2 separate regions of the Homo sapiens genome follow, and region 2 is linked to region 1. Evidence: read pairs that join two places in POLR2A ChIA-PET (ENCODE). Cell type or tissue: Panc1. All regions are shown on one strand. Links, peaks and the distances in the headings refer to the core of each region. The heading gives the core; the rest is flanking DNA.

Region 1 (10,957 bases), core at 1,450-9,449:
ACACTTGGCTGGGATTTTCACCAATCCGTGGTGAGGAGTGATTGGAAATTAATCTCAGAATCCCACTGTGCGTTTGTAGTTCACAACATATAATTATGCCTAAGTTTACTTTATAGTAAACCATATATAATTCTCATTCCACAGTGCAGATTCTGCCTCAGACAATCCTTTTATTGTTTTTAGAAGCCCTGTGGTAAAAGCCTTACTGGATGATATCATTTTAATTATAAATCTCTACTGGAAGGTCCCCCAAGCGACTGCAGTAGACAAAATTCCAATTCCCAAAGTCAAGGGCCAGGTAATTTAAACCCTGTCCAAAATGCTGCTTTAATAATACTTAGTTTTGACTGGGGAACTACATGTTATAGCAGCATCGGAGAGCTTATACATACAGGCCCTGATACACACACATATCTGTGCTAGGTGCTGGGGATACAGCAAAAAATAAAACAATGTTCATAGCCTCAAAAATCCTCCAGGTAGTAAATAAACCATGAAGATATGAGTCACACTAGGACCTTTTTTTTCTTTCTTTCTTTTACTCACTACTATACCAAAGAGGAGAGTATGAGGATAAGAAGAGAAGGTCTGGAACAATCACTAAAGGACAAGGATGAGGGAGATGATGAGAAATTAGTAAAAGGACTGATGTAAGACCACACTCATATTGTTATGGACCAAGTCCATGGAATCTGTATTAAACACTTAGAATAAAGAGACAAGAGGACTGGCCCTTCTGTTTCACGCTCCAGGAGCGTAAGTGGTGCAAATAGTGAGATTCCAGCAGAGGATTTGGATGGGGTTGCACATTAGGATGTTAGGCGGCAAGTCCCCTGTAGAGCGTGCAGATGGCTTGAAGTGGTGCATGTGAATGAGGAGAGGAATGCGCATCCTCCTGGACTGGGGGAGATGGAGCTATTAGGGAGCGATGTCTGAAAGGCTCATCTTGGAGCACAGCTGCAGGAAGCAGAGCCAACGCGATACAGCAGGCGCTCAAATGGGGCCGTTTCATCAGGTTCCATCTCTGTGCAGTGCCAGCCTGTGGAAGGAAAAAAAGGGAAACTTGGAGACAACCCAGCTTTGTGAAGGCTCAGCCTCAAGAAGCCTCATTGCCAGGAAAGGCTTAGCAGTTGGGTTCTCAGTAAAGAAGACAGAGCTTAGATGAGGCTAATCAGGGCTTTTCAAATTACCGGTTGAATGTATAACTCTGCCCTTGGGCCATTTGGCCTTGGAATGGGTGAAAGGATGTGGTGGAGTTTCATCTATTCACAGTGCTTGAAGTAGAGAGCAAGCTGGAAGCACAGAGGACCCCATTGCCCGGACTTTCACCCTCAACTCCTCCAACCCCCGCTCTTGTTACGGCAGCGTGCAGCCGCCTTCGGCCTCCTGCCACACTCCCAGAGCAGCCTGGCCTCGCTTGGTAATAGTGAAAAGGACCACAATGCCTCTCTGTATCTTGTATGGCTCTCACCGTTTACAAGCTGATGACAATTTTTATTTCATTTGATGGAACAACATACAGATGGAGGCAGAGTACGCGTTATCCCCCTACTGTGCAGCAGAACAGACTGAGGCTCAGAGAGGAGGTGGGCATTTTCTCTCTTACAGCTGGTAATGGTGTTAGAATTCCAACTCAAGAAGTTTCACTCTAAAGACCACTGCCCTAGGAGGAGTCTTTATAAAACAGTGTGTCCAGAGTGTTGATTGTAAGCTGCTCATTGTTCTGCAAACTTACTGCACGGAGTTTTTGAATGAGGACTAATTCCTGAGAGGAGAAATGCTTCCTCCCAGAAGCCAGGTTTGGAAGAGGTGGGGGCCCAGCCCGTCTCTGTCAGATGGAACTGGTGGTGACAATGGTGGCCATTTCAATGTCATGAGAAAGACTCAACCTGCGGGGCTCAGCCCTAATGCAGTTTGGGGCAGATAGAATCAGCCCCTGATACCTGCAGGCAGCACCTAAAAAGTTCCTGCGTGGTTGTCATCTGTGGTTTGGGTGCTCTGTGTCCGTGTCCCCTTTGTTTGATAACAGCATTGGGAGTTGGAGCTCTCTCCTCCGTCATGTGACATGTTGGTGTTCTTAGCTCCCTTGACTTAAGGGTAGGCAAGTGACCCCAATACAACAAATCAGACTGTTTCCTGGGATTCTCTCCTGCACAGAGAGTGGGGGAAATGTTTGGAGCATATTTATTTCAGGGGCAGAATCTCAAGTAAGCTGTCAATTAATTTCTCCTGCCCAGACCCCAGAACACTGTGGTTCTTGACCCTGCTCTCCTACAGTCTACTGGATTCTGAAAGCCACCTGGCGCCCCTCCAATCAAACCTTTTCCCATCTAAGATAGCTAGAATCAGTTTCTGTTGCTTGCAACCAGAGAACAATTGGTGGTCTCCACTTCCCTTCTATTTCCCTTCATTTTCTCTCTCCTCTAGTCCCCTCTCAGGGGGAGCAGAAGATTAGAAAGGAAAAAGTCCTGAAATCGAAGCCAAAAATCTGAATTTGAATCTAGTCCCTGCCACCTCACAGCTGAGTGATCTCAGACAAACTAACCTTTCTGAAAACTCACGAAACATGTGAGTGCTGATGCGAACGTCACCTGTGTGTTGTGAGGGCTACGTGAGGTAATATATACAGGCCCCAGGGTAGCACCCAGCACATATTCGCACCTTCCTTCCTTCCTACTTTTCAGCTCTGCTCCCCGCCCTCCCCGTCCTGGTCATTTCCATCTCTCCACCTCTCTCTCCTTTCCTCTTTCATCTCCCTCTCTTGTAGCACCTCCATCTCCTGTCTCAGCAAGTAACCAGCAAGCTGATGACATTCGGGGCCAGGCCTCAGCTTAACAGCAAGTTCACAGTGAGCTACACACACACAGGACACGTGGAATGGTGCTTTGGTCAACAGGTCAGGAGACGTCAGGTCAATGAGAAACAGCTTCGGAGAAAAGTAAGAATAGGAAGGAATTCATAAAGCTGAGGGTGAAGCTGTTTGCCCTGGGGGAAGAAGACAGAATGAAAGCAGGATCTATACTCCTTCCCTGACCTATAAAGGGAGCATTGTCTTAGGTACTTTGGGAGAAAAAGAGGATAGGCCCAGAAATATGCCCTATGAAGAAGGGTAAAAAAGCTGGCACCCTGGGCACCAAGCGAGACAACTACCCCTTTTCATTTGGGGATAAAGAGGGCAGTGAGTCTGTGGCCAGGCGGGTGGCGGGTGGGTTCAGGTGAAGTGGGAAGTTCCGGCTTCGTCAGGCTGGCTCCGGGTCAGGCGGTGTGCGGCTGAGCAGGTCTTTCCTGCTGTGCTTCTATTTCAGGGTGTGTGTAAGATGAGGGGTCACCGAGGCTGTGTGCAGGCCTCTGCGCCTTACCCAGCGGGGTATGTGGGCTCCTGGCTGTGGCCAGGCCTCAGGAGGTCAGCCGGCCACTGAGACACCAGGGCTGTCTGGCACTGGAGGCCTGGGCTGCGCAGATCCCATCCTGCTGTTTTGGCTGCTGTGAGCAGCTCCTGCTCTTCTCTCCCACCTGCTTTCCTCTGAGTCCCTGTCCACTGAACTTGAAAACTGCAATTTTTTTTTGGTCTTCAGTGACAGTTAGCAATTGACTTGGCTCCACACAGCCACCAACAACCCAGGAGGCAGGATCCTTCTATGCAGAAAGACGGACGGAAGTTCTGACGGGGGGCCTGACTTGCACTTCCTTTGTTCTGAGCCAGAATTCAGCTCAGATGACGCCTCCATCAGGGGACCTTGTGAAATTCAGATGCACCTGCCCAAGTGAGCACCACCGTTTGGGCCACGTCAGTGGGCATTCTGAGGCTTTGTATCAGATGAGAGCTGTCTGAACGGGGCCTTTCATGTGGCCCATCTAAAGCTGTGTCTCTACGTAAGCACTTTCAAAATTGTTAAAAAACAAAAAAAGAAACAAAACAAACAAACAAACAAAACCTCAACTGTGTGTGAAAGCATGGAAAGGGTTTGGGTGGCCTGTGAGCCCTCAGAGGGCAAAGCCTGACATTGGAAACGGAAAAAGGAAAAGGTTTTTTTCACACGCCCCCACCGCTGAGGCCATCAGCATCTGGGACTCTGGTCCCATGCATCACATCGCTTCCCCTTCTCCCTCCTTTTTCTCTTCATCCCCAGTGGTGAGGAATATAGAACTGGCGTACCAGAGGATATCATCGCTGGTGATACATGTTGGCCTGGAGAGAGACCATGCCCCCTTAAGTAAGGAGCAGGATCCACTTCGTAGCTTCATTCACAGGCTTCTGTTTGATCTCCTGTAATTCTCACTGTGACTCACTTATGTCATACTCAGAGTCACTCTCAGAGGGGCAGGCTCCGCCCCGCTCCCCAACTCAGCAGGTACGAATCCCCACTCCAGCACCTGCTAACCACATGGGCTAGTGACCCACGTCTCTGAGTGATGCTTCTTCATCAAGGGACAGGGATGCCAGCACTTCAGAGAATTGTTGTGAAGCTTAAATAAGATGAAAAGTAAAGCATTTGGCACATAGCAGGTGTTTAATAAATATCAGTTCCCTTTCCATGGTTGACTGATGATAGTAAAGGCCACAGTTTGCTCCCTGCCCCCACACCCTTTGGTGGGGCCTCCCACACTGACTGTGGGCTTGGCCTCCCACACTGATGCTTTGGCCAGTGGGACAGTAGTGAAAGGGAAAATCAGGAACACGTGAGAAGTGGAGAGCCCAGCGGAGCACAGTAAATTATTTTAGGATAAGAGCTGTAGCTTTTGGGAGTGTATCAGAGGCTTCTCTCTATGTGGCACCACTGCTTGGTCCTGGGGCAATGGATCCTTGGCTTTCCAATCACTAGAGACCCCTCCAGGCCTGGCTGACCATGATCTCAGCAGATTAGTCAACCAATGGGGAGTGCCCAACTGGGCACTCTGCCCAAGGCTGGGCTAGAGGTTAAAGAGCAGGCTGAGACCCCTGCCTTAAGTGGCTTACACTCTACCTCCTGGAAACCATGCCAACCAGATCCAGAAACGTAAGTTCAGGGCAATACATGGAGAAAGAAGTAGGAGCCGAATAGTTCAGTACACGTGTCTGGAGGAGAAAGCCTAGAATCAGACCAGGAGAAGTGATTAGAATTTAATAACAGAAAAAAGCTTTTGGCCTAGGATCAAGACAGGTCGGCGCAAAAGGGGGCCATCCAGGATGGACAGCGTCTGCACACATGGATGACAGCAGCAGGCCCTCTGTGTGCCCTCTCTGACCTGGGTGACAAAGTCCCTTTGATCTTAACAGTCCCTGACTAATGACACTTGGTTTTTAGATACGGCCATGGCACCCACAGTCCATGTGACCTGGAGTGATCAAGGGTGGGGAGAGGCAGGTATTATACTTACCTTGTCTGGGTTTCTCACCTAGAAAACTGAGGCATGTGTTAGACTGGTGAAGAATCCTCCCAACTGCAAACATGCTGGCCACCACGGGCAAACAAAGGAACAGCCAGAAACCCTAGAGAATAATAGATGGAAATAACAAAATTAACATAAAATTCAGACTTACTTTTGGGAAGAGGAAGGAGAATTCTACTAGGGAGGGCTTACAAGAGTATCGGTTACTGGTGATAATTCTGTCTTTTAAGCTTTCTGGTAAGTGCTTGGATATTTGTTACGATTTGTATGGATTTCATATGCACTTTTAAAAATATATTTTGCATATACATATAAATGCACAGTCACATGATTAGATCAAGTAAGAGAAATAACAGACTGGGCACAATGTCTGACATCAGCCTTGTCTCAGCTGGGCGTTTTCCTCCAGGGCCACCTCCTGTCTGGTTCCTAGTTGAAGGACCCGTTCATGACTTCCAGTGCTGTGTGGCAGTAGCGACCCAGGACTTGGAGTTGGAAGACCTGTTCTGCCACTTATTAGCTATCCACATTTTACTATTGTTGACATTATTGTTCCCGGACCAAACTGAGGGTCAGGCTGCTATTTCTCATGGCCCAATAACGAGATGCAGATGAACTAGGGAGGAAGATAATTTTTATTTCTGCAACCTGTTACAGAAATTTTTATTTCTGCAACCAGGGAGAAGGCCTGGAAATTATCACCAGACCAACTCAAAATTACAAAGTTTTCCAGAGCTTCTATACCTTCTAAGCTACATGTCTACATGGAGGTGTGCATTCATCTAAAGACATAAGTGATTAACTTCTTTTCATCTATAACTAAGGTCTGAGTCTTGAAGACCTTCCTCTGGAGCCTCAGTAAGCTTACTTACTCTTGCTTTTTTTTTTTTTGAGACACAGTCTCGATCTGTCGCCCAGGCTGGAGTGCAGTGGTGCGATCTCGGCTCACTGAAAGCTCTGCCTCCCAGGTTCACGCCATTGTCCTGCCTCAGCCTCCCAAGTAGCTGGGACTACAGGCGCCCGCCACCACAGCTGGCTAATTTTTTTTTTTTTTTTTTTTTTTTTTAGTAGAGATGGGCTTTTGCCGTGTTAGCCAGGATGGTCTCGATCTCCTGACCTCGTGATCCTCCCGTCTCCACCTCCCAAAGTGCTGGGATTACAGGCATGAGCCACCACGCCCGGCCAGCTTACTTACTCTTAATGGGTCCAGTTGCTGGAGTGATTACCCTTATCTTCTCTCCTGCTGAATCACAGGTTTTAGGAGTTCCTCCAGACCCCCAATAAACTTGTTTAATCCTAAATGGGTCCTGTTAAGAATTCCTTCATTATTCTGTCATGCTTTAAGGCCCAGGAAAGGCCTAGACAAAACTCTTGGTGGGCTTTTGTTACATCCTAGCCTTTGTATAAAGGCACTGGCTTTTAATATTTAACTTAACCACTCAGTCAGTACTGAAGCGGTTGTTATGGAGGCCTGTGTGAAACTTGGCCTGCTACAATATTAGATTCTCCTCAGTAAAATGGGGATAGCAACTGCCTGCATTAAAGTGTTGACATGGCTGGGTGCCGTGGCTCACGATTGTAATCTCAGCACTTTGGGGGGCCGAGGCAGACAGAACACTTGAGCCTAGGAGTTTGGGACCAGCCTGGGAAACATGGTGAAACCCCATCTCTATAGAAAATACAACAATTAGCTGGGCACGGTGGCGCATGCCTGTGGCCCCAGCTACTGTGGAGGCTGAGGTGGCAGAATCACCTGAGCCCGGGAGGTCAAGGCTGCAGTGAGCTGTGATTGTGCCACTGCAGTCCAGCCTTAGCAATTGAGTGAGACCCTGTCATAAATAAATAAATAAATATATAAATAAATAGTGTTGACATGAGGGTGAGAGATGATGATGATGAATACCAATGTTCCAGAAAGTTCCATGTTTTATTAATGGCTTCCATGACCACCATCTCCAAGGCTCCAGTAATGTGTCTCTGTGCCTCTGGCGCCTTCTTCAATCTTCTATGTCCCAGTTTGCCTCAGAAGCTCTGGTATTGCAGTCCTCAGAAGCTGGCTGACATTCCTCTTCTGATCAAGCCAGGGAACTGCCTCTTAACAAAAGCTTTGCCTCCTCCGACCCCAGGCTGTCAGAGAAGGGACCTCCTCCTCTGGACATTACCTCTCGTTCTTTATCCCTAGACGACACCTGCCTCTGGGGCCCAGAGCCCCAGAAACCAGGTGTGTGTGACTCTCTCCCAGGCGACATAGTCCCTCCCTCCGGAAGATGCTCATCTCAGGCTCTCTCTACTTTCACTCCTTTTAGGAAACCACACGGTGGCCTTACCCCAGCTCTCTGAGCAGTGCCTAGTCATCCCAGCTGGCCTCATTCACTTTCAGGAGGCACTAGGGCATATTAGGCAAAGCCCCACTCAACCCACGTATCTTCATTATCACTTGCTGTGTTACGAATGACTCCAAAACGTTTATTATCTTGCAGCACTGTGAGTCAGGACTTGAGAAGTGGCTTAGCTGGTGGTTCTGGCTCAGGGTATCTCATGAGGTTGCAGTCCGGTTGTCAGCCAGGACCGCGTCATCAAGAAGCTTTCCTGAGGCTGAAGGATCTGTCTGCAAGCTCACTCCCAGGGCTGGCAACAGAAGGCTCTTGTTCCTTGCCGGCTATTGGCTGGAGGCCTCAGCTCCTCACCATGTGGGCGTCCCTCTATGACATGGCAGCTTGCTTCCCAGAGGGAGTGATCTGAGAGAGCAAGCAACGCCAAAGCCATGGTGTCTTTTTAAATATTTTCAGATTCCTCATTATCTTTTATTTGGTATTTTCAGAAACCATACATAGTAATACTGACAAACTCGATTTTAATGTTTGACATTAGAGTTCAGACCAGATCATAGAGATCTGCTATACTTTGCAATGTGATTTTTGTTAATTTATTTATTTATAATTTTTAATATTTAAAAAAATATTTTGCAATGTGATTTTTAAAAAATAACAGCTTCAGGCCGGGCATGATGGCTCCCACCTATAATCCTAGCACTTTGGGAGGCTGAGGTGGGTGGATTGCCTGAGCTCAGGAGTTCGAGACCAGCCTGGCCAACATGGTGAAACTGTCTCTACTAAAAATGCAAAAAATTAGCCAGGCGTGGTGGCAAATGCCTGTAGTCCCAGCTACTCAGGAGGCTGAGGCATGAGAATCGCTTGAACCTGGGAGGTGGATGTTGCAGTAAGCCAAGATCACTCCACTGCACTCCAGCCTGGACAACAGAGAGAGTCCCTGTATCCAAAATAAATAAATAAATAAAAATAAAAATAAAAATAAAAATAACAGCTTAATTGATATGTCATTTGTGTACCGTACAATTCACCCATTTAAAGTATACAATTCAGTTTTTAGTATATTCACCGAGTTGTGCATCATCACTGTGATTAATTTTAGAACATTTTCATCACCCCAAAAAGAAACCCCGTAACCATTAGCAATCACTCCTCATTTCTCCCTAAGCCTCCCAGCCCTCGCTAACCAGTAAGCTATTTTCTGTCCACATGGATTTGCCTATTCTGTACATTTAATATAAATAGAATCATACAAAATATGTGGCATTTTATAATTCTTTCATTTAGCATAATGTTTTCAAAGGTCATCCTTATAGTATGTATCAGTACTTCATTCCTTCTTATTGCTGAATAATATTCCATTGTATCGATATACCACAATTTATTTATCGATTCATCAATTGATAGACATTTGGGTTATTTCCTCTTTTTGGCTACTACAAATAATGCTGCTATGAACATTTATATACAACTTTTTGTGTGAACATGTGTTTTTATTTCTTTGGGTATTTGCCTAGGAGTGGAATTGCACAGTCATATGATAACTCTATGTTTAACATTTTCAGGAACTGCCAGGCTATTTCTCAAAGTGGCTGCACCATTTCACAGTCCCATCAGCAATGTATAAGGGTGCCAGTTTTTCTACATGCTTGTCAACACTTGTTATTATCTACCTTTTCTATTATAGCCATCTGCATGGGTATGAAGTGGTGTCTGCCAGGTTTTGATTTGCATTTCACTGATGGTCAATAATGTTAAACAACTTTTTGTGTGTTGGCCATGTGTATATTGTCTATTCAGATCCTCTGCTTGTTTTTTAGTTATTGGCTTTTTATTATTGAGCTGTTAGAGATCTTTATATACTCTAGATATGAGATCCTTATTAGATATGATTTGCTAAATTTTTCTCCCATTATTTAGGTTTTCTTTTCACTTTCTTGACCAAGACTTTTGCCTTGAAGCACAAAAGTTAATTTTGGTGATGTATAGTTTGCTTTTCTTTTGTTCTCTGTACTCTTGGTGTCATATCTAAGAAACTATTGACTAATCCAGAATCATGAAGATTTTCTCTGTTGTCTTCTAAGAGTTTACAGTTTTAGCTCTTAAAATGGGTCTTTGATACACTTTGAGTTAATTCTTGTATATGGTGGAGATAAGGATCCAACTTTATTCTTTTCCATGGGAACACAATGTATTTTATAACCTAATCTCAGAAGACATTTATCATTATTTCTGCCATATTCCATTGGCCACATAGGCCAAGTCTGTTACAAGAAGGATGAGAACCACATGTCTCTTTCTAGTCATGAAGACCAAGAGGATAATTGGGCACCATCTTTGAAGCTGGTTACCATACCACAGATTTTCAGTATTCATTAATCAGGGAAAATTGATGATATTAGCTTTACTGAATAACAAAATGAGATTAAAATATTCCCTCAGTTTTAAAGGCTAGCTAATTTATTCCTCTATTATTGATTTACTTTCTTATGTGTCCTGATAATAACAAGATCTATCATTTCTTGAGCAACAGCTTAGTTCCTAACACACAGCCAATTTTTCTATATGTTCTTTTTACGCCCCACTTATTGGATATTAAAACAAGGAGGGTTTTTTTTTTTTTTTTTTTTTTTTTTTTTTTTTTTTGAGACGGAGTCCCACTCTGTCTCCCAGACTGGAGTGCAGTGGCACTATCTTGGTTTCCTGCAAGCTCTGCCTCCTGGGTTCACGCCATTCTCCTGCCTCAGCCTCCCGAGTAGCTGGGACTACAGGCTCCCGCCACCACACCCGGCTATTTTTTGTATTTTTAGTAGAGATGGGGTTTCACCATGTTAGCCAGGATGGTCTCGATCTCCTGACCTTGTAATCCACCAGCCTCGGCCTCCCAAAGTGCTGGGATTACAGGCGTGAGCCACTGCGCCTGGCCTAAAACAAGGAGTTTTTAATCTTCCATTTATTGATAAAGAAACCACAGAAGAGGTTAAATGACATATCCAACGTCACTCAGCCAGGAAGTGGTAGTCACGTTATAAAACCTTAAGTTGGTTCATCAGACTTTAGAATCTACCTTTCCCTCATCGACTGCTGCCCAACAGTCTCCCAAATGTGTAGGTTGGGGCTGAGCCTTGCCTGATTCTCCGTCCTCTCCATGCCACACAAAGCTGGCTGTTCTTAAAAGCAGCTTCCTCAAAACACTCAGAAATATAGACCACGGAGCCATCAAGCTATGAGATTCACTAGATCAAGCTGCAGGATTT
Region 2 (10,957 bases), core at 2,052-10,051, 95 kb after region 1:
AAGGTGTGGTCTAGAAAAGAGGTTCTCAGATGATAGCAGGCATTAGAATTATCTGGAGGATGTGTTAGAACACAGATGCTGGGCCCCATCGCCACCAGGTTTCTGATTCAGTGGCTCTGCAGTGGGGCCTAAGAATTGGCGTTTCAAACACAGTCCTGGGCCATGCTGATGGTGCTGATCCAGAACCACACTCAAAGAGCCGCTGGACTAGAAGTGGGGGTTGCTCTGCTGCCCTCCTGCTCTGTCTGGTGGCATCTGAACAGGTTCATCAGACTGAGCCCTGGCTTCTGACAGGGCTTGTCCTTCTCCTTTCCACCCTCAGTCCTGACTTCTTGCTTGGACTTTGATAACACTTTGATGCCAATGGCTCTACATCTCGCTCCTGGCTCTCTGGCTCTGGTCTTGGCTTAGGTCCTGCTTGATCCAGGGATCTCCCTTGACCTCTGTGTCAGGTCCCCTGCCTCTCTGCCCCTCCAAGTCAGGTCAAGGGAATTCCCCACCAGGACAGCTCTTGTCTATCCCTTCGCGGTTCCTGGAAGCTAAAGATGAGCTGGTTACATGAAAATTAACCTTTGGAATCTGTCAGTCCCAGTCTTGAATGATCATACATTCTGGCTGGTAGATAAAACCAATTCCTAACAAAGAGTCTTTGAAATGTTTACAAAGCTCTACATCAACAAACCAAAATGCAAGATAATACAAGACCGGGTCAGGCATAGTGGCTCACACCTGTAATCCCAGCACTTTGGGAGGTCGAGGAGGGCAGATCACTTGATATCAGGAGTTCAAGACCAGCCTGGCCAACATGGTGAAAACCCATCTCTACTAATAATACAAAAATTAGCCGGACACAGTGGCATAGACCTGTAATCCCAGCTACCCAAGGAGGCTGCAGCAGGAGAATCGCTTGAACCTGGGAGGGGAAGTTTGCAGTAAGCCAAGATCACACCACCGCACTCCAGCCTGGGTGACAGAGCAAGACTTCATCTAAAAAAAAAAAAAAAAAAAAAAGAAAAAGAAAAAGAAAAGAAAAACTAAGATGATACAAGACTGAAGATATCTGTGTTAAGTTCACGTGTACCTCTCTTTAATCAATACCTCTGTTCCTGAAATTATTTCCCATGGAATATCAATTAATTCCAGACATAATTCACAAATAGTGGATTTAGGGTTGGGAGTGGCTCCTAACACTTAAGCATTCAGTTTGGCTATGCCCTCAAATAGTCAGTGATCTTCCCAAAGGGGCCAAGAAGAAGCAAAACCCTGGGCTAGGAAGAACATTGTTCTCCTGCGAAGAGAACATTGTAGCCTGGGAAGTTCCCAGGCTAGCCCACTAAGGCCTGTTGACCTCATCCACCATGGGAGATGCAACACAGTTACTACACCAGTGGCTTTAAAGGACCCAGGAAAACAGCATAGAATAAGAAATGTCTTTTAATTTAACTTGTCTGGTGTTGCTTAAGGAAAAAGGGGTTCAATTACTGGCAAGTGAGAAGGTTGGTGCAGACTTGCATGAGCTCCCGAAGGGACCTCCGGGGCTGTGTGGCTGTGGCACTGAGTCTTCATTCCGCCTCATTTCCCCCCAGAACTTATGACTTTAATTTACCTGAATAGAAGCACATCCAGGCGCTGCGCCTGTGTCCAGCTGCTGAGACAGGGAAAGCGGGGTTCTGCAGGTGGCACTGGGGGTGCAGGGGGAAGAGGGAAATTGGCAGGGGGAGATATATTCTTAAGAGAACTGGAGAGTGGTTGGAGGTGAGTTTAGAAAGGGTGTGTGGCCAGGACGGAGAGGGGAGAAGGTGGGGAAGGCAGCAGGGCAGGAAGAGGTCCTGAGAGGAGAGAGGAAGAGGAGGAGGAGGAGGGGGAGAGGAAAGCCAGGACACTGAGCTTCCCCAGGCAAGGAGGAGTTACATATGAGAAATGGGGTGACATCATGTGTCTTCCTGAGGGGCAGGAAGAGACTCTGGGGAAGAAATGTGTGTTGAGCGATTGATCTTACAAAGTCCAAACTTCTCTGGGAATTCAGGGCATTTGTGCTGGCATTCCTGGAGGTGGAAGTGGGGAATCTGAGTCCTATTCTCTGCCTTTCAGTAGCTTAGAGCTTATTAAACTCCTTCCTGTCCCCTCACCCCAACACCCTTATCAGTTCCTGTCCCCCCCACCTCCTACAAAAAGTTATGACTGTGAAGCGTTAAACCAGCTCAGGACAGTACCTGGCAAGATTAAGATTCCTGTAGCCCAACTCTAACCAAATCCCACTCCTACCCCAACCCTTTCGGAAAGCTGCAGCGGCCCCTCCTACCTGCCAAGCTAAGGCCCTTGCTCAGGTGGCTCGCAGCTCTCTAAAGGTAACCTGGCTGGGCTGCTCCCCCTTCAACCCTCTCCCTGCCAGCATCTTCGACCTGAGCCCAGACCAAATGCCTCTGCCTTCCTCTCCCGCCTCGCCCACTCGCCGCACTGGGGGCATCCTCTCCTCTCTTTCAGCCATGGAGCATTGTGTGTGACCCTAAGGAGGCTCAGTGACTGAGTAGCCCCCTCACTCTCCCCCAGGGCCCACCTCTGAGCCACATTCCCACCTTCACGTCACATCCTCTCCCCGCCCCATACACACATACACACAATCCCACTTCCATGCTGCCCTTAGACCTGGGCAAGGGTCCCTGCTCTGGTCCTCCTGCTACAGAGGGCATCACCGTGGCCCTTGTCAATTACACTCCCTCCACGCCCCACCCCCCGTCACAGGGCAAGGAGGAACTTCCACTCGATTTTCAAACCCATGCTCTTGGAATTCTTTGCCCAGGAGGCCAGAGCCCACTTCTAGACCTTCCTCTTGAGTGCAGCCTGTGCCTGTGCCAGAGTGTGCACCCAGGCATGGGGCAGCCACAGGACAGCTGTCTGTGGGAGGTCTGCACAGAGCCGACGGTGTTGCATGTCTGTCACAGCAGAAGGCCCCTTGCTGTGTGGGATGGGCAGAATATGGTGCGGACGGACACACCAGGGTGCAAGGCCAGAGGCAGACACTCTTGTCATAGCGTGTTCCATACAGAACTCCGAGGAGTGGAAAGTTGTGAATGCAAACCTGACCTTCCAGGTCTTTCCAAAGGTATATTTGTCAAGGTGGGAGGCTAGACCATGATTGACTTAACAATGGATTCATTTGGTTGATGGCTTTAAAATACTTGACTCATGGCATAAGGCCTCCCTTGAGTCTTGCCCTGGGCCCTGCAAATGCTGGGGTGGGCCTGTCCAGCTCCAAACTTGATTGACTTATGCGGGGTTTCTGAAGCTTTCACAGAACAGGGGAGAGGGTGACTTTGCCTATCACAAACCCAAACTTCCTAGAATTTCTTTTTAACCAGCTCTGCTCTTCCGCCAAATTTCCTCTCCTTACTGCAACCAGCTCATCTCTCCTTTCTCCCTAGAAACCGTATCCTTGACTAGCCCCTCCAGGCTTCCTAGATCCACCCTCCCCACTTCCCCAACTTCATGATCTTACAAAACCCTCTCAGCTCCCATCCTCTCCCTGAACAAAAGCCCTGTTTCTGGATAAACAGCTCTCAACAAAGGAGGAGCCTGTCCTTGGCCAAAATGGCTTGTTCTCCCCATTTGTCCTACTTTCTGTTATTACAATCTACGTTCCATCAAGCTATGTCTTTGAGTCATCTCTCTCACTAGACAGTGAGCTCCTTGAGGGCAAACACTGTGTCTGGTTTGGCTCTGTGACTCTTCCAGCACCTTCTACTTTGAGAGCATTCATGCAAGTTTTCATGGGAGATATCACGGAGGAGTTGGAATCGGAGTTAGGCCTGAAGGGTAGGTAGAATATGGAAAATGAAGTGAGTAGAGGCAACTGGAGATTCCTTCTCTCCTGTGGGCAGTAGTGAGCAATTAAAGATTCTTGAGCTAGAGCAAGACAACACTTTAGAAAGACTGACGTCAGGAACAGTGAGATGCAGGGAAAAACTGAGAGCAGTTTGGGGGCTGTTGCCACAGCACTGAGTGTTAGAGGAGGCAGGAATGCAACGGCAGGACAAATAGATGCAGGAGGCAGTACCTTAGGCACAGCAAAATAACTTACCCGAGGCCACACAATTCAGAAGCAGAGCTAGAACTCAGGTTGCCCAGTTTTAAAGCTGTACAGTTTCCTCCATACTGAGTCACAGAGGAGATGAGGCTAGAACTGAGTCCTGAAGGCTGCTGAGGAGGAAGTTTGCCAGCAGGCATGGGCACTGGGCACTCCACCAGGGTCACTACTGGGTTCAACCAGGTGCACCCTGGAGGCCACCGCTTTCTGCAGGAGATTCTGGCCTTCCCACTTGGGAGGAAAGTACAGACCCTGACTTAGGCAGGAAGGGAGGGTTGAGAAGCACCCCATGGGGAAGAGATTCATGTTAGCTCCTTTCCCTGGGAGGAGGCAGGGAGAGGTGATGCTTACACATCCAAGTCCCTGGGTACTGGCTGAGGGATCAGGGGAGCTGCGGTAACTCCAGACACCTGCATGGTGCTTCACGGCTTCCACAACATCGTAAAGTGTTATTCCTGACCACTCCACTTTCCCCCCTCTCTACCCAGTGTATCAGATCCACCTTCCAAGGCACTTCTGGGAAGGCTTCAACCCTCAGACTTCCCTGCCCAGCATCCACACAGCCCTGTGCTTTCGCCGTCATTGATCACTTGCTCCCATCTGCAGATAACAGCTGTGTGATGTTGGCCAAGTCACTTAACCCCTTTGTGTCCCAGTTTCATTGTGTAAACAGGAGATGATGAAAGCATTGTCCACCGGTTTTTCGACCCCAGCCAGCCATGATGATGATAATGGTGATGATGCCTTGTCCTGCTGGTTGATTGTGGCTCTGTCTCCCCCACCACTCTGCAAATTCCTTGAGGACAAGATAGGAAGCACCTCTGGCTTGTCTGTATCACCTTGGGGACCAGAAACTGGCACGCACCGCTAGGTCCATTTATTCAATCCGTGAGCACTTCTGGAGCACTTGCTATGTGTCAAGCTCTGTGACAGGATCTGGGTTTAGAGATAAATAAGAAGCTCGGGGGTGGGTGGGGGTGTCCAGAGTTAAGGCAGACACAGACCATTATATAAAGAGTATGGAGAGGGTCACAGGCGCTGGGCTGAGGCCGGGTGAACATAGCCAGGCAGGAGGGAAGAAGAGGGCTTTCTCAATCAAATGAAAGCTGATTGAGATGAATCCAGTGGTCCCATCTGACCCCTACAGCAATCACATTTAAGGATGAGGAGATGACAACTCAGCCGAGAAAATCCCACTGTTAGTACGCCATGGGCTGGGGCTGGGACCAGAGCCCCTCACTTCTCAGGGTTGGGGGCTCACAGCGCATGCCTTAGAGATCCCCACTTCCACTGCTTCCCAGCCTTGGCCTCTGCCCAGAGTTGTGCAAATTAAAGGACTTCCGGGCAACATCCATTCATTCCCTGGTCTCTATCCTCCGCCCGCCCCTGCGCTCCAGGGTATTTTTAGTTCTGGGCAGCCAGGCCTGGTGAGTGATTGGCAGCAGGCAGAGCCCACGTTTCCGAACCCTCTGTGTTGCTTCTGGCTCAGCATGAGAGGTGGCTGGGCCCTAGGAGAGGGCTTAGGCATACCTGGCACCCAAGCCCACAGCTGCCTCATTGTCCCTGGGGGAGGAGCTGGGCTGCTGCCACTGACCCGAGGCTGGGAGCATTCTTTCCTGCTGATTCATCATGGGGAATGTTTTGGGCCCAGCTGGGGTGGGGCAGGGGCACTGGGGGGACATCTTGGACACGGGCAGCCAGGAGTGGATGGCAGGTCCCTGGCAGCAGGGTCATTAAGACCTGGCTGTCACCCAGGATCGAAAAGGTCCATCTTGACATCCTAGCTCTATCACACTCTGCCTGTCCAGGCTTATTCTTACTTGCACATCTGCCTCCCCCACCAGACTGGGAAGGCCCCCTCCAGCGTCTAGCACTCCAGCACCCTGTCTAGCATGTAGGAGAAAATCAATAAAGGCTTGTGGGATGAATGAACCTTTGGAAGGACGTTTAGGCAAGGTGGGGGCAAGAGGGGGAACCAGGTTGGGCAGCTGTGGGCCTAGGGAGGAAACCGGGAGGCTGGAACCCTCTGCCCATTTTACAGATGGGGCCAGTGAGGCTAAGGGCAGGACCAGGTCTAGGGGAAAGAAACTGGGGGCTTGGACTGGGGTTCAGGCACCTAGGTGCTCAGTTCAGCTGATGGGACTCCTCTCTGTCAGCCATGTCCACATTTCTTTAATTCTACAGTCCCTGCTCCCTGCACTAACACCCTCCTCCCGTGAGTCTGACAAGGGCCAGGACTGCATCATTCAGCTCTGTGAAGGGGTTCTCCCATTCACTGTGTATTGCCTGGAGGAGCAAGTTATGTCGCCTGGGGCTCAGTGTTCCCAGCTGCACAATGGGCAGCGCAGAGTTTCACACGGAGGGCGGGGGGGGGGGGGGGGGCGGTATTCAGTAAACTCTGGGTGACTCGCCTGTTCCTGCAGGAGAGCACCGCTGCACCGCGCCACCTCGACCTCTCTGAACTGAGCCCCGGCCTCCCAGAAAGGGCGTCTACATTGTCCTAAGTGACCGAGCTCGTGAGATTCGGCCCCTGTGACAGCCGGGCGCTCCCGTGCGAAGGGTGCTGTGCCGGGGGCCCTGGCACCCACCAGGACTCACAGACTGGGACTCTAGGTGGGCGTCATTACCTTGTTCTGCAAAAGAGGAAACTGCCTGGGAGAGGGACTCCCGAGGCCGCCGCGGCCCTCCCTGCAAAACAGCCGCGGGCCCAGCGCCGCCCTTTCCCGAGAGCTCCGCTCCCCGCGACCCCCCGCCGCCCCCCCGCTCCCCCCGCCCCCCGGGACTTCCCGGCCCCGCCGGCTGCGGCTGGGCGCCCCCGCCACCTGGCCTGTGTCCCGACGGGGGGCGCCGCGCGGAAGGCCGGGCGGGGCGCCCGCGGACTCCAGGCCCGCCCGGGGCGGGGCCTGCGGGGCCTCCTCCGCGGCCAGCTCGGGGCTGGGGGGCCGCGGGCGGGAGGCGGATAAAAAGGCCCCAGGGCGCCCGGGGAGGGAGCCCGTTAGCGCTGCTCCGCCGCGGCGCCCGCCCAGCCCCGGACTGTCCGCGCTCCATCTGGTGAGCCCCCGCCTGGCCGCGCGTCTGCCTCTTGGTCTGCCTCTTGCTGTCCCATCTGTCCTTCTGTCTCTCTGTGAGTCTGCAGGCCTCTGAGGGTTCCTGGAGACTGGGCCTAGGGTGCATGGGGGATCCCTTGGACCCTCAGCCCGGCCCTCCAGTCGCTCACCAACCTGCTTCCAACTGGACAAGTGACCACGCTGGGGAGCTTGGCCCAAGGCCCGCCCTGAGTGGTGCGCCCAGGCCTCAGGGGTGCCTGCGTGTCTTGTTTGTGTACACGCCGTGTGTAACCATTGCTCTGCCTTCTTCCAGGGAGGAGACAGGGAAGGGGCAAGGCGGGTTCAGATGTCACACTTACGACTTGGGGGACAACGAACCAGGGCTGATCTGGGCTCTCCAACTATCCAGACCGGAGCTGATTATGTTGGGGGGTCGGCGTGTGACAGAAACACCGAAGGGAAGGGGGCAGAAGACTTCAAGCCCCCTCTTTCCTAGCCTGGACAGGTACAGCTCAGAGACCATTTGTTGGCACTGCTTCAGGTCCACAGAGTCAGTAACCCCGGGGAGGCTACAGGGCTGAGAGGAGGCTGCTGAGAAGAGCTGCCCAACGGCAGAGAAGGGATGAGCCATCCTAAAGTTGCTGCACCCTCAGGACAGCACCCCCCATGCTCTCTCTTGAATACTCGGGCATTTGCTGTCTTCAGCCCTCCCTACCTGCGCTAGGTCAGGCCAGGTCCCAGCATCTCCTGGCACACCTGGAGCAGGTGCCTCTGTGCCTCAAGCTGGCAAGATCTTGGATCTGTCACTCGGCATTCAGCGAAGAGCACCCTGCCCAGTGCCCTCACACCACGGCCTGGGTCATAAATCCACCAGAACAGGGTGGAATTTCAGTCGGCTCCCGGCCTTCCTTTCCTCCTCCCCCTCTTCCAACATCCATTCTTGGTGGTTTTGAGAGTCCGGCGTCTAGCCAGGCTGCTTGGGTTTGAATCCTGGCTGGGCAAGTTACTTGACTTCCCTGGACCTTACCTTCTCATCTGTAAAATGGAGATAAGTATTTAATCCGTATTTTAAAATGTATAGTTATTATCCTCACTTCCCTCCCCTCCTCTTTCCCTTCCACCTTCCTTCCCTCTTCTGTCCCCTTCTCCTTTATTTGGGAAAGTAACGGCCACTTTCGAGGCCGCTTCCTTCTCTGAGGGAGGATGCACAGCTTGGTCCTCTGTGCTCAGTGCTAGGGGAACAGACAGGTGGAGTCTGGTTGTGGGGTCAGGAAGCAAACACACAATGTGCTTTGTGGAAGGCTTTGTGGGAGGGCTTAATGGAGGGGGTGGCATTTGAGCTGGCCTTGTGGGATGTGTAGGAGTTTAACAGTCTTAGATAGAGGGAAAGGAACAGTGAGAGCAAAGGCTTGGAGGCTGGGAGACGAAGGCTATAGTCTGGTGTGAGCAAAAGCTCTCGGGGGCCTATAGTGGGCAGGAAGGCCAATAAGAGGGACTCTCCCTGCATCTAACTCTTGGTTCCCGCTGCCGTCCCCCCACCTTCCAGCAGCGTTCATGGAAGGGAGCTTCCCTGGCCCAGACCCCAGGGTCCTACAGCAGAAGCCCTCCCATGCCCTCAGGTTGGTCCCTTGGAGAGGAAGGAGCTGCTGGCCTGGGACTGTCCACAGCCTGTAACAAGACCTCCTCAGTGTGTCAGGGACTTCAGCCAGGAGCCAAACAGCAGACCTGCCCAGCCTACCCTGGGCCCCATCAGAGCATGTCGGATAGGGGGGCTGTCTAGTGCCACCCCCTCATTTTACAGGTTTTTCAGCTGAGACTCAGAGAAAGGAAAATATTTGACTCCAGACACAATTTGGCGGCAGAGATAGAAGCATTCCAACTCCTGGGGGTGGTAGAGAAGGTGTGGTTGTCACTCAGCCCAGACCCATGTGACCACTGGGTCCTAATAGCTGAGGGACCTGAGGCCGATCTGTCCCATCCTTTCTTGCCATCTGGGGAGTGGTTTGGCTCAGTCCCTGGCTGTCTACCTCCTACTCCAGGGAGCACGGAGGAGGGAATGGGAAACAATGGAGAGCACTCTGCTCATGGGACAGCCAGCTGGGAGCCCCCACAAGCCTCTGAGTGACATGCAGAAGACAGTGTTTCAGTCTGGAAAGGAAGCGTGGGAGGGGTCAGAGGGGGAGAGCTGCAGAGGTGAGAATGGGAAGGCAGCCCCTGCACAGCCTCAGGGAGTGGAGAGGGGAGCATCTAGGCTCTGCAGTGTGGGTGGAGGGAAAAGGGGCAAATCTAGAGAAGGCTGCAAAGAGGAGTACCAAGGACTTGCAGTTGAGATCGGACGTGGCCTCCATTTCCTTCTTTGTACAGAGAGGAGGTGGGACCAATCTAGACCAACGGTTCTATCGTCGCTGTCACAGTAGCTGTTAATAATAGTTCATTGTTGGCCGATGTAGTGGCTCACGCTGGTAATCCCGTCACTTTGGGAGGCCAAGGCGGGTGGATCACCTGAGGTCAGGAGTTCAAGAACTGATGTGGTGAAACCCTGTCTCTACTAAAAATACAGATAAATTAGCTGGGCATGTTGGCGCATGCCTGTAATCCCAGCTACTTGGGAGGCTAAGGCAAGATAATCACTTGAACCCTGGAGGCGGAGGTTGCAGTGAGTCGAGTTTGTGCCATTGCACTCCAGCCTGGGTGACAAGAGCAAAAATCTGTCTCAAAAATAATAATAATAATAATAATAATAATAATAATAATAATAATAATAGTTCATTGTTACTGAAGGCTTGCTCTTCTAAGGATTTAATGTTTCTTCACTTAATCTTTACAAAAATCCTATGAGGTAGTTACTATTATTATCCCCACTTTACAGAGGGAGACACTGAGGCAGGGAGAAACTAAATCGCTGGCCCAAGATCACTTCCAAATGAACTGGTGGAGGCAGGATTCGAACCCCAGCAGTCTGACCGCCCAGCCTGTGCTCTCAAGCACTGTGCTGCCACCTCCCATCCATGCAACCACAGATATGAATGAGTGCCACCTACACACCTGACACTATTTTGGGAACTGGGGACACAACACATCCCCACTCCCATGGAGCTTCATTCCCAGAACTTGTTTAGTGCACTTTTAGGAGCCCACTCCACCCAGCCCTGCTGGCCAAGGCCGTTGAGAGGGAGTAGGGCAGATGCCATCCATGGAAGTGAGAGTGGCAGGGGCCTGTGAGAGCCTCCCCACTCAAGCGGATGAGCTGCATGATTCCCCAAGAGGAGCCATGGCCGTGGAAGAGGCAGGTCTCATCAGAACGAGCTTTCTTAGCCCATCTTCTCCATCCCCTGTTCCAGGTCGGCCTTAGCTTCCATCGGCAGCAGAGCCTTGGGGTGGAGGAGCTTCAGCTTCGGTGGCTCCAGAGGTCTCTGACAGCTCTAACCAGCTGAGACTCTCTCCTCTATGCCCTTCTCCACCTGCTGGTCCCGGGACCAAGGCTGCTGTGTGAGGGGGAGAGGACCTGCCCCCAGCCTCATCCCCTCTCTAAGGACCCAAAGAACGTCTGATTACAGCCTCCTGGAGACAGGGGCCCTCTCTGTTTACCGCCTGAAACCCTCCCCTGGCCCCTCGCTTCCTACAGGATGAAGGCAAACCCTCTGTGTAGTACACATGGCCCTTGATCATTGGCCCCAGCTCGTCCCTCCATCTCTTTCCCCTCCAAACCCCCACACTGTGGTCTGGGGGTAAGAGAAGGGCACTTCCTGCTCTTGCACAAACTCACCTCTTTCCCTCTTTCCTAATCCTCTTCTCTGTATCTCGAATGCCCCTTTTCTCACCCAGG

The links. ChIA-PET counts read pairs that join two places held together with the same protein. Peaks named below come from ENCODE experiments on the same cell type or tissue, not always from the same donor. Only the 100,000 strongest peaks of a DNase experiment are listed, where the experiment ranks them.
Region 2: POLR2A ChIA-PET joins it to region 1 with 15 read pairs; 2 of 35 experiments call an interaction of 5 or more read pairs at or near these places.

What each region holds. Positions count from the first base shown.
Region 1 is chr10:98,358,277-98,369,233 of GRCh38, reverse strand. LOC105378449 (a long non-coding RNA gene) reads right to left here and starts at 7,980. Exons shown (of 3, transcript XR_001747305.2): 1 at 7,698-7,980; 2 at 5,359-5,470; 3 at 666-1,039. RefSeq lists a silencer at 788-1,082 and enhancers at 616-1,234, 7,888-8,182. In Panc1, for the core only: no CTCF peak of the experiment used is centred there; no DNase peak of the experiment used is centred there.
Region 2 is chr10:98,264,310-98,275,266 of GRCh38, reverse strand. It overlaps LOXL4 (lysyl oxidase like 4), which reads left to right and starts at 7,073. Exons shown (of 15, transcript NM_032211.7): 1 at 7,073-7,135. It overlaps LOC124902489 (a long non-coding RNA gene), which reads right to left and starts at 6,825. Exons shown (of 2, transcript XR_007062260.1): 1 at 4,079-6,825; 2 at 1-987. RefSeq lists enhancers at 7,126-7,625, 7,626-8,127. In Panc1, for the core only: no CTCF peak of the experiment used is centred there; a DNase peak (open chromatin) is centred at 5,923; H3K4me3 peaks cover 2,510 bases; H3K27ac peaks cover 4,322 bases.